Regions from separate parts of the Homo sapiens genome. Here region 1 is linked to region 2. A link is a contact called in ENCODE Hi-C or POLR2A ChIA-PET data. All regions are on one chromosome and are shown on one strand. The core of a region is the stretch at or near the end of the contact, and the rest is flanking DNA. Distances in the headings are between cores, read along the strand shown. Region 1 has its middle 17 kb from the start of IER5. Region 2 holds the start of KIAA1614-AS1 (KIAA1614 antisense RNA 1).

Region 1 (4,190 bases), core at 82-2,581, 150 kb after region 2:
AATAAATCTTGCCAATTCCAACTTACACGGTTACAAATTAAAAATGAGACAACTGTGGAAGTGCTGAACAAAACGCCAGGTGGTGGAGGTGGTAGGAGGGGCGCTTAGCTCCAAGCGAAGACATATTTGTCTTAGTCTGCTCTGGCTGCCATAACAAAATATCACAGAGTGGTTTAAGCAAAAAAATGTATTTCTCATAGTTCCGGAGCCTGGAAATCTGAGATCAGGGTGCCAGCATGGTCAGGTTCTGTTGAGGGCTTTGTTTCTGGCTTGCAGATGGCCGCCTTCTTGCTGTACCCTCACATGGCAGAGGAGAGAGCGAGCTCCTAAAGACCCTATTTCCAGATATAGTCACATTAGGGGTTAGAGCTTCAACACATATGAATTTTGGGGAAGCATATCCATTCCACAGCAATGCTGAAGGAGATTCATCAGCACATAGCCCTTCAGTCCTGTTCCCACCTCCTACAGCTTGCAAATCTGAAGCACCCCACCAACTCCGTATTGCAACTACAGTAATCATGACTTGTATACCAATTTATAGATGTTTCAATAACTAAAGCATTTGTATAACATATCCTATGGCTTACGAAGAATATTTCATACAGTCTAATCTCATTTTCACAACTATCATCTCACAGATGAGAAAAGCAAGGCCCCAATGGCCAGCCCAATCTTATTTCCAGGTCCTTTAACTGTATACCTTCAAACTCTTTAGGCCACACCAAAGTACTCGGTTGTAACCACTTCAAAGAAAACAGGGCTCTAAGAGCTGGTGAAGTCTAAACTCTTCAGTTCCTCCACTGTGACCACAGCTGACCGTCTTTACTTGTTCTATTCGCTCCCATATGAATCCTTTCTTTGTGCTCTAGAATTTTATGGAGTGGAAAATATATATGGAACGAGACAACATTCTTAGAGGAAAGGACTTTACAAATGCGAAGTATTAATATTTTGTTTGATATGGGCACTATTTTCAAAGGACCCTGCATACTTTCTGTGTTTCTTTGGGATGCCCTGCCCACCCAGGACAACTGAAGGAGCCGCTCTGGTTTTAATTGCAGCAATTCACCAGACAGTTTAGAACTTTCTACGTGCCAGGGCCTCTGTCCCCTGCAAAAGCTCACATTCCAAACAAGTCAGGTGTAGGCTCCGCTCCTAGAGAGGGACGGTGTGAACAGAGCTAACTGGGTCGGCCTCTCTCCTTCCGACCTCCTACTCCCCTCCCAACACCTCCTCGCCCAGAACGTCTCAATTCTGACCCAGACACCCTGGGAGGCCGAGAGGCTCCTTTTGGATCTGCAATACACCCTCCTCACCACAACCAACAGACAAAACGCGCGAGTGCCGTGCAAGGTGGAAACCCTTCCCTCCGGGGGGCGATCGCCCCAGTAGGGTGAAGCAGGCCTCTTTGTTCACGGGATGCCTCGCTAGCAAGCCGGCGGCGGGGGCGTTCCCTGGACCGTGAGACCCCGGCTCCCGAGGACGCCTCCCGTGCCGCCGCTTCCCTCAAGCCCAGTGCCGCCAGCGGCCAGAGCTCCGGATTCCTGCCGCCCCCAGCCCACCGGCAAGAGCTGGCTTCATTTTCCCAGTCCCCCTTTCATCTGGCCGCACAGGCAGAGCACCGTCCGCTAAGGTCTCCTCCCATCCCAGCAGGAAGGGCGGGGAGACCCGCGGAGGATTTAAAGGGGCGCGGAGGTCAGGAGGGCTGGGGGCGGCTCCGCGGAGAAAATGGGGCGCGCTCGTCCTCTCCCGCAGCCTCGGCCGCCGCGAAGCTTCCTCCCAGCTCCCGCCTTTCCGGGCCCGGCGGGCCGAGGGGGAAGGGAGGCTTCCTGCGCCGGCGCCCGCGGCTGCCCCAGTGAGGTCCCGCCCGAGAGCAGGCCCAGGCGGGGGCTGGGCGCGCGGCGCGGCGCTGCGGGCTGGAGGGCGGGGGCGGGGCCCGCCGCTTTTAGAGTCACCTCCCGCGCGCCGCGGCCGCCGTTGCCAGGGTGACCGGGGGAGCTCCGTTGTGGGGAGGCGGCCGCGGCGGGTACCGGTGGGCGGAGCTCAGCGGGCGGGGCGGGGCGGGGCGGGGGCGGGGGGAGCTTCCTCGTCGTCATGGGAACGGCGCAGTTATTTCCAGCCCCCGGGCCGTGCCAGTGGCGCGGTGCCAGGATGCGAGAGTATTGCAGGACAGCGGCAATCTGCTGCGACCTGGGACATAACAATGCGCCCCTTCTGCAGCGCTGGGCCCGCCGGCGAGAGGTCTCGCTGGTCTGAGGGGCTGGGGCCGCCCCCGCGCGTCGTGTCTCCTCTCGGCGCTCTTCGGCTCGGAGCCTGGCGGCTCAGCGCGCTCCCGGCTGCACGTGCTGCCCCCGCCGCCGCCCACGCCAGACAAAGCGGGGCCCTCCCGGGCGTGTTTCCTAGGCGCCCCCTTCCCTCGATGAACCCTTTGATTTCTTCCTTCTTCTCTCTCACTTCGTTCCAGCCCCCTCAACTGCCTCCTGGAGCGCCTTTTTTGTGTGCTCGCCATCTCACGTTTGGCCCTCTCTCCAAAGCTCTGCCTTCACGAACGCCTCCATTTGACCTTCCCCCTCCGCCACTCTCTGGTCTCCTTTGGTAGCTTTATCATTACATTTGATGGAAGGGCGACTCTCCCCTCTCCTATTTTCAGCTCCACATTACCTTTTGTATTGTCCTCTCCCCTTCCTATTGGCATCTTCTTTCTGTCCTTGCCCTTTTCAAGACTCTTCCAGAAACTCTCTTGATGTCTCTGCCTCTTTTCACGGTTTCCTTTCCACTTTTTCTTTTCTCTCTGGGCTGTGGGACAGCAGAAGGGAGATTGCAAATGGCTACCTAGATTGAGTGCCCCTTTTACCTCACTGACGCCATCCTTTTTTCTGTCACCTTGAGGTCACATTATTTGGGCACCTTGATGAGGCTTTGGGGATTCTACTGCCGTTGCTGCCATTAGCAGTCTCTTTGCTTGGAAGCTTAAATGAAGGAAATTTCTGGGAACTGGTCAAAGACTCCTGAAATGCACCTTGAGGACTAAACATCTCTCTCCCTCCATCTCTGCTTGGTTACTCTGGTTTGTTTCGAACACCGGCTGCTTCTTCCCACTTCTTGACTCCCTGCACCCCTACCCGCCCCCCCAGCAATCACATTGTTCATCCCTTTGGCACCAGCCCTAGAGAGGAAAGGGTAGGTCCTCCTCTCCAGGAAGGAAGGTGGGGCAGAGTAGCTCCCGCAGGAAGGGAAGGAAAAAGGAGGGAAGGAAGGAAGTGGCCAACAGAAGGTGGAATCCGGTGGGAGGACTTTTCATTGTTTGAACGTCTTTCCTTTTTAGCTCTGCAAAGTCAAGCCCAAGGCCATCTCACCAAGGTTCTGCTGCCATCTCCCAGAACCCCAGCTAGGACTCCCTTGCCAGAGGCTGGAGGGGGCTGAGGTTTTGGTGGACATATTTAAGTGAAGTGGGCAGAGTTTCATGTATGCTGCAAATTGTAAGCACTTACATTTTTAATGTATCCATCTTCTGTTTCTTTTCTGTCCAACAAAGTCAGCTTTTATCTTCCCTTTTCTCCAGGGGGAAAAAAAAAAAGAAAAACTCCAGGGTAGAATTATGCCTCAGGTAAGGAAAATGTATCTACCATTTCCTGAGGACCTTCTACCTGTGAATCTGCTCTTATGTTCTGTAATACTTTACATTTGCATAGGGCTTTTTTCCCTGAGTTTTAAAGGGAAAGGCTGAGTTTTAAAGTTAGTGGGTAAAAGGAACCAAGTAGGGTTGCGATAAGGGTTGAGATGAAGTAGTGGAAATGGGAGCTCTTTAAAACTAAATACTCATGAATACTGCTCTCCAATATTTCCCCACCTTTTTTGTAGCCTAGGCTTAGGGCCAAATGCAAGCCCCAAGAACACAGGCAAGGAAGTGCTTTTGTCCTTTCTAGGCATGTGATCCAGTACCAAAGATGCTTAGTTATGAACGAAGAGAAGTTTGTGGTATGACTATTCTTTTGCATAGTGTATCTTTGCATCTCCATTCACTTAATACCCGAATACCTAGAAAACTGCCAGCCAGGCTTTGGTTCATTGTCAGTGTCTTGTTCCTTGAAAGCCCTAGAAGGACAAAAAAATTAGCTATGCTTTGGAAGACTTTGTCTGAAACCTACACTAGGTTTCAGACAAGGTCATCCAACCTTCTGGATTAG
Region 2 (4,252 bases), core at 942-3,441:
GCCAGAAAAGGCTTGGTGCTAGGGGAGGGGCACGAGGCACGCGGGACACTGGAGGCTCCCAGGCCTCTGGACGGTGACCTAATTCCAAGGAGGCAAAGGCGCTGGCATCCCAGCTTCTCCCTGGGGCAGCCTGATGTGCAGGCCCTGCCTTGTGTGGAAATGGGAGGGGGCTTTGGTTCCTCCAGCCTCCTGTTTGACCTTCCCCAACTGCCTGCATCTGCCTGCCTGGGGAGCTGCTGACCTCGAAGGCCTAGGGCAGCCCTGCCTCACACACTGGAACATCAGAACCTTTTTTTTTTTTTTTTTTTTTTTTTTTTTGAGACAGTGTCTCACTCTGTTGCCCAGGCTTGGAGTGCAATGGCACAGTATCAGCTCACTGTAACCTCCGCTTCCTGGGCTCAAGTGATTCTCCTTCCCCAGCCTCCCAAGTAGCTGGGACTACAGGCGCCTGCCACTATGTCTAGCTAATTTTTGTATTTTTGGTAGAGACAGGGTTTCACTATGTTGGCCAGGCTGGTCTCGAACTCCTGACCTCATGTGATCCGCCCGACTCAGCCTCCCAAAGTGCTGGCCTGAGCCATAGTGCCTGGGCCATCAGAACCTTCTTACTGAGAGCTTATTAACCAGGAACCAGGCCTAGGCCAGGCAAGAGCCCCCGGACTTAAGAAAGACCCGCAGCCTCAAGGGGCCCCAGCCCAGGGGGAGGCACACACACATTACAGCGCCGGATGCAGGGTATGCTGCAAGAGGAGCTGCAGCCGGTGTAGCCTGTGGGTAGCCTGTGGACAGCCTGGGGCCGTGATTCGTGGTTGGCCGGGTAGTTGGCAAGGGCGCCAACCGGGCAGGTGAGCACAAGCAGGGCTTTGTAAAACGAGTAGGAAGCTACAGCAAGGGCCAAGTGGCTCAGGCACAGAAACGAAGCAGCCACATGCAAAGGTGTGGGTATTCCCGGTGTCTAACTTATGTCCCTCCCGCGGTTCACAGAAGGCCCCTGACACTGGGACTACACGGAGCAGAAAGTGGCACCCCTTTGCCTCAGGCACCTCAGTCTCCTCGGGGCTTGGGGGCATTTTCAGAAGCCACCCGCAGAACCAGCGTCCCGGGCGGCGGCTGGTTTTCCCCTCTTTCCCGGGGGCCCCCCTCTGTCGCTGCGGGGTGCAGCGGCGGCGAGAGATATCCGCAGCTGGCACCCGGTGTCCCGGGAGGGAGAATCGGGGTCTGTCGCGGGCCCTGCGACCAGGAGGCGACTGTGCCCTCAGCAGCTGCCCCGCGCCCGCCCCGCCCTCAGGCCACTAGAGGCAACCTCGCAGCGACTCCGGTGCCCCCCCAAGTCTCCCTGGCAGGGCGGGCTGTCCCCACCGGCCAGGGCAGGCAGCGGGCGGCCGCTTGCTCTGCACCCGCAGACTCCGCGCCAGCCGCGCCTTCCCGGCCACGCGGCCGCCCGCGGAGTGTTCCCGCCGCGCAGACAGGAGGCGTGGGGCCAGGCAGCACAGCCAACAGCCTCTGTCCGCGTCCTCCCGCGGGGCCTCGCGCGGGCGGGGGTGAGAGGGGAGCGGCCCGTTGCGCTGCCTGGGGGTCGCCAGGGCCTTCGTGCCAAGGCCGCTTCCGCGAGGCGGGGTGTGTCCAGCAGGGCACCGGCTGTTAGAGCCGCGGGGGCCTGCAGCCTGAGGGTGGAGGGAGGGCGGGCTCGCGGGAGTTTTGCAAACCCCGCCCCCAGCACACGCGCGCACGCGTACACGCACACACACTGCTGGGCTCACCCTGCCTTTGAGAAACGCACGGCTGGGGAGGCGGACGGGGCCTACTGGTGCACCGCACGGTCCCGGGCCTTGCTGAAAGGTGATGTGGAGGCGGCGCGCCGAGCCAGACTGGGAGGATGAGCTGGAGCTGGCCGGAGGGATGGGGAGGAAGTGGGGCGACCTATGGACCCTCATGTCCGTGGGGCGGGGGCGGGGTGTGCAGGAATGAGTACCTGGTGCATGAGTGTCCCCAGCTTTCAGGCGTGCTGGAAAAACCGCAGGCCGGCTCGAATTTTGGAAACCAGTGTTAACCAGGACTTCAAGGACCTGCCTTCGTTGGGCTGTCCCTCGCCTTGCCCTGCCAGCTACGCAAATGTTCCAGAGCTCTGTTGAGGTCATTAAATCACCCTGAATCCATACGGCAACACTGCGAGAGAGAGACTATTATACCAGGCTAACGCACGAGGAGTCCGAGGCTCAAAGGTTAATTCACAGATAGATCCAAGGTCTGGGAGCCAATCAAAAGCGGAGGCAGGATTTGAACCTGGCCCTCTGTGACTTCCAGCCAGCATCCTTCCACCCTCCTGGGTCCCTCTGCAGCTCACCTCCCTTGGAGGCCCTCGAGCAGCTCTGGAGGCCCTGCTTGGCCTGCCCGCCACTGACCTTCACCAGGACGCAGGGGCTCTCATTTTGGTTTTTCTTCTGGGAAGTGGGGCTGGAGAAGAGCAGGCAGATCCCTTTCCAGGGCAGTGTTTCCAAACTGCAGGCACAATTCACTCATGGGTTATAAAAGCAATTTTGTGGGTTGAGACCAACATTAAATTAAAATAAAAATTAGAGTGCTTTATACAAGCCAAGGGTAGGTTAGGTTTTGAGAAATGCTTCTGCAAGTGTGTACCGAGTTGTAATTTAAAGTGGGTTATGGCTCTGTTCTGCGGGGAGGCAGAAGAAACCCTCAGGGCTATGGCCTGGCCCCTGGGGTAGTGGGGAAGAGGCCTCCATCCTAGATGCCCAGGTGTCCTGGGCAGCTGTTTGTTTCCACCTCTTTTCCGGGTGTGCCAAGAAGAGGCCTATGACCCAGGAGAGGAGGGCAATGATGCGACTGTGGACTTCTTAGTCTTCCAAACTGCCTCTGGGCACAGGATTCTTGTGTGGGTATTATTGGCAGGAGCTTTGTTTGTTGGCTCCTGGATCCCACTAGCCCCAACTTCACCCATCCATGCACCCACCTACTCTCTCATGCTTTATGCATGTGCCTTGGCTGGAATGCCTTTTCCCTGTCCCCCCACAAACCCCGTGGCAGCCTTCAAAAATATTAGAGGTGTCTGTCTCTGGAAGCATTCCCGATACTGCATGCTGACTTCGGCTCCTCCCCTTAAATCCCATAGGATCTTGTACCAAGGGCTCTTTATTGTGACTCTTTAGGTAGAATTGCTTGTTTATCCTCCACTAAACTTACCTGGCAACAAGTGGACTTCCCTAGTTCATCTACCCAACCCATTTCCCACCCCAAGTCCCCAGACTAGTTCTGGAGCGACTCAAAAGGCCCTGCTGCACCTGCATGAACAGGCCTTCCCCTTTCTCCCTCCCTCCCCCACATATCCGCAGAGAAGTTTCCCTCTTTCCTACAAAGCCAGAGCACCTGCTTAGAAATGGCAAGAGCCTTCCTTGGCAAGAAGCTCTGCCCAGCGCTCTCTGGCTGTGGGTTGGCCAGGTCGGAGTGCTGGACCCTGAGGAAAGGGGCTGCGGGGACTGGCGCTGATATGTGCCCATGGAGCCAGGGCTTAACAGCTGCCCTGCCAGTCCTGGAGGGTATCCGGAGCTCTCCTGTGGCTGCCAGGCTGCCTGCCGGGCCTGCCTTTGTCTTGTCCTTCTGCAGTCTGGGCTCAGGCCCCTACTCACAGTGTGGAGCTGCCCTTAGGGTTCTGGCCCAGTGCCAGGCACTGGGGAGGGGCCTGTCCTGCCCTTAGGATACCCTCATCCCCAGGATGGATACAGCTTTGGTTGTGAAAAAAGGCCAGCGTGCAGGGCTACAATGGAAGCCCCAAGGCAGGAGGCCCCACTCTACCTAAGGAGCAGAAAGGCTCCCAGGAGAGCCAGCTCTAGGACCCCATGCCCCCCAAGACCCCAAGCTCACCAGCCTCCATCCAGCTCTGGTGTTAACTCAGGAACAAGGGGTGCTGGCAGCCATGGGAGTGGCATTCAGAGGCCACAATTTTCATTCTCATCCTGAGCTCCCCAGACTAAGTCTCCAGGCTTTTCTGGGTTTATACAGTAAGGGGTTTGGCTCATTTACTTTTTGCTTATTTCCAGCCAAATACACAAAAGCTCCAAAACATTTATCAGCAAGGCGGACCTGTGTGAAACCCTGAGCCAGTAGATCTCTTGAACCCTACAGTGGACTTGAAATGCGGTCAAGTCCAAGGCAACTGATATCCATGCTTTATCCCAGGTACTTCTAGTTCAGTGCTTTAATCTGCCACTAACTGGCACCGCTTTTGTGACCCCTCTCC

The links. A loop is a pair of places that touch in the nucleus more often than their neighbours do. ChIA-PET counts read pairs that join two places held with the same protein, here RNA polymerase II (POLR2A). Pooled maps may share reads with other maps.
Region 1: a pooled map shows a loop between it and region 2 (5-fold over the local background). The contact joins the enhancer-like site here to the promoter of KIAA1614-AS1 in region 2. A Hi-C loop is called at or near these places in 6 of 50 pooled maps. POLR2A ChIA-PET finds 5 or more read pairs at or near these places in 4 of 52 experiments (HEK293, K562, T-cell and 1 more).

What each region holds. Positions count from the first base shown.
Region 1 is chr1:181,103,445-181,107,634 of GRCh38, forward strand. No RefSeq gene overlaps it. Among named protein-coding and RNA genes, the nearest start is that of IER5, 17 kb to the left of the region's middle. RefSeq lists silencers at 1,496-1,555, 1,576-2,065, 2,326-2,375 and an enhancer at 1,909-2,803. Within about 2 kb of position 1,332, at least 29 of the 41 ENCODE cell types and tissues checked have a DNase peak (open chromatin) inside an H3K27ac peak, as active enhancers do.
Region 2 is chr1:180,952,696-180,956,947 of GRCh38, forward strand. It overlaps KIAA1614-AS1 (KIAA1614 antisense RNA 1), which reads right to left and starts at 2,192. Exons shown (of 2, transcript NR_145481.1): 1 at 1,973-2,192. RefSeq lists a silencer at 1,247-1,786 and an enhancer at 1,822-2,427.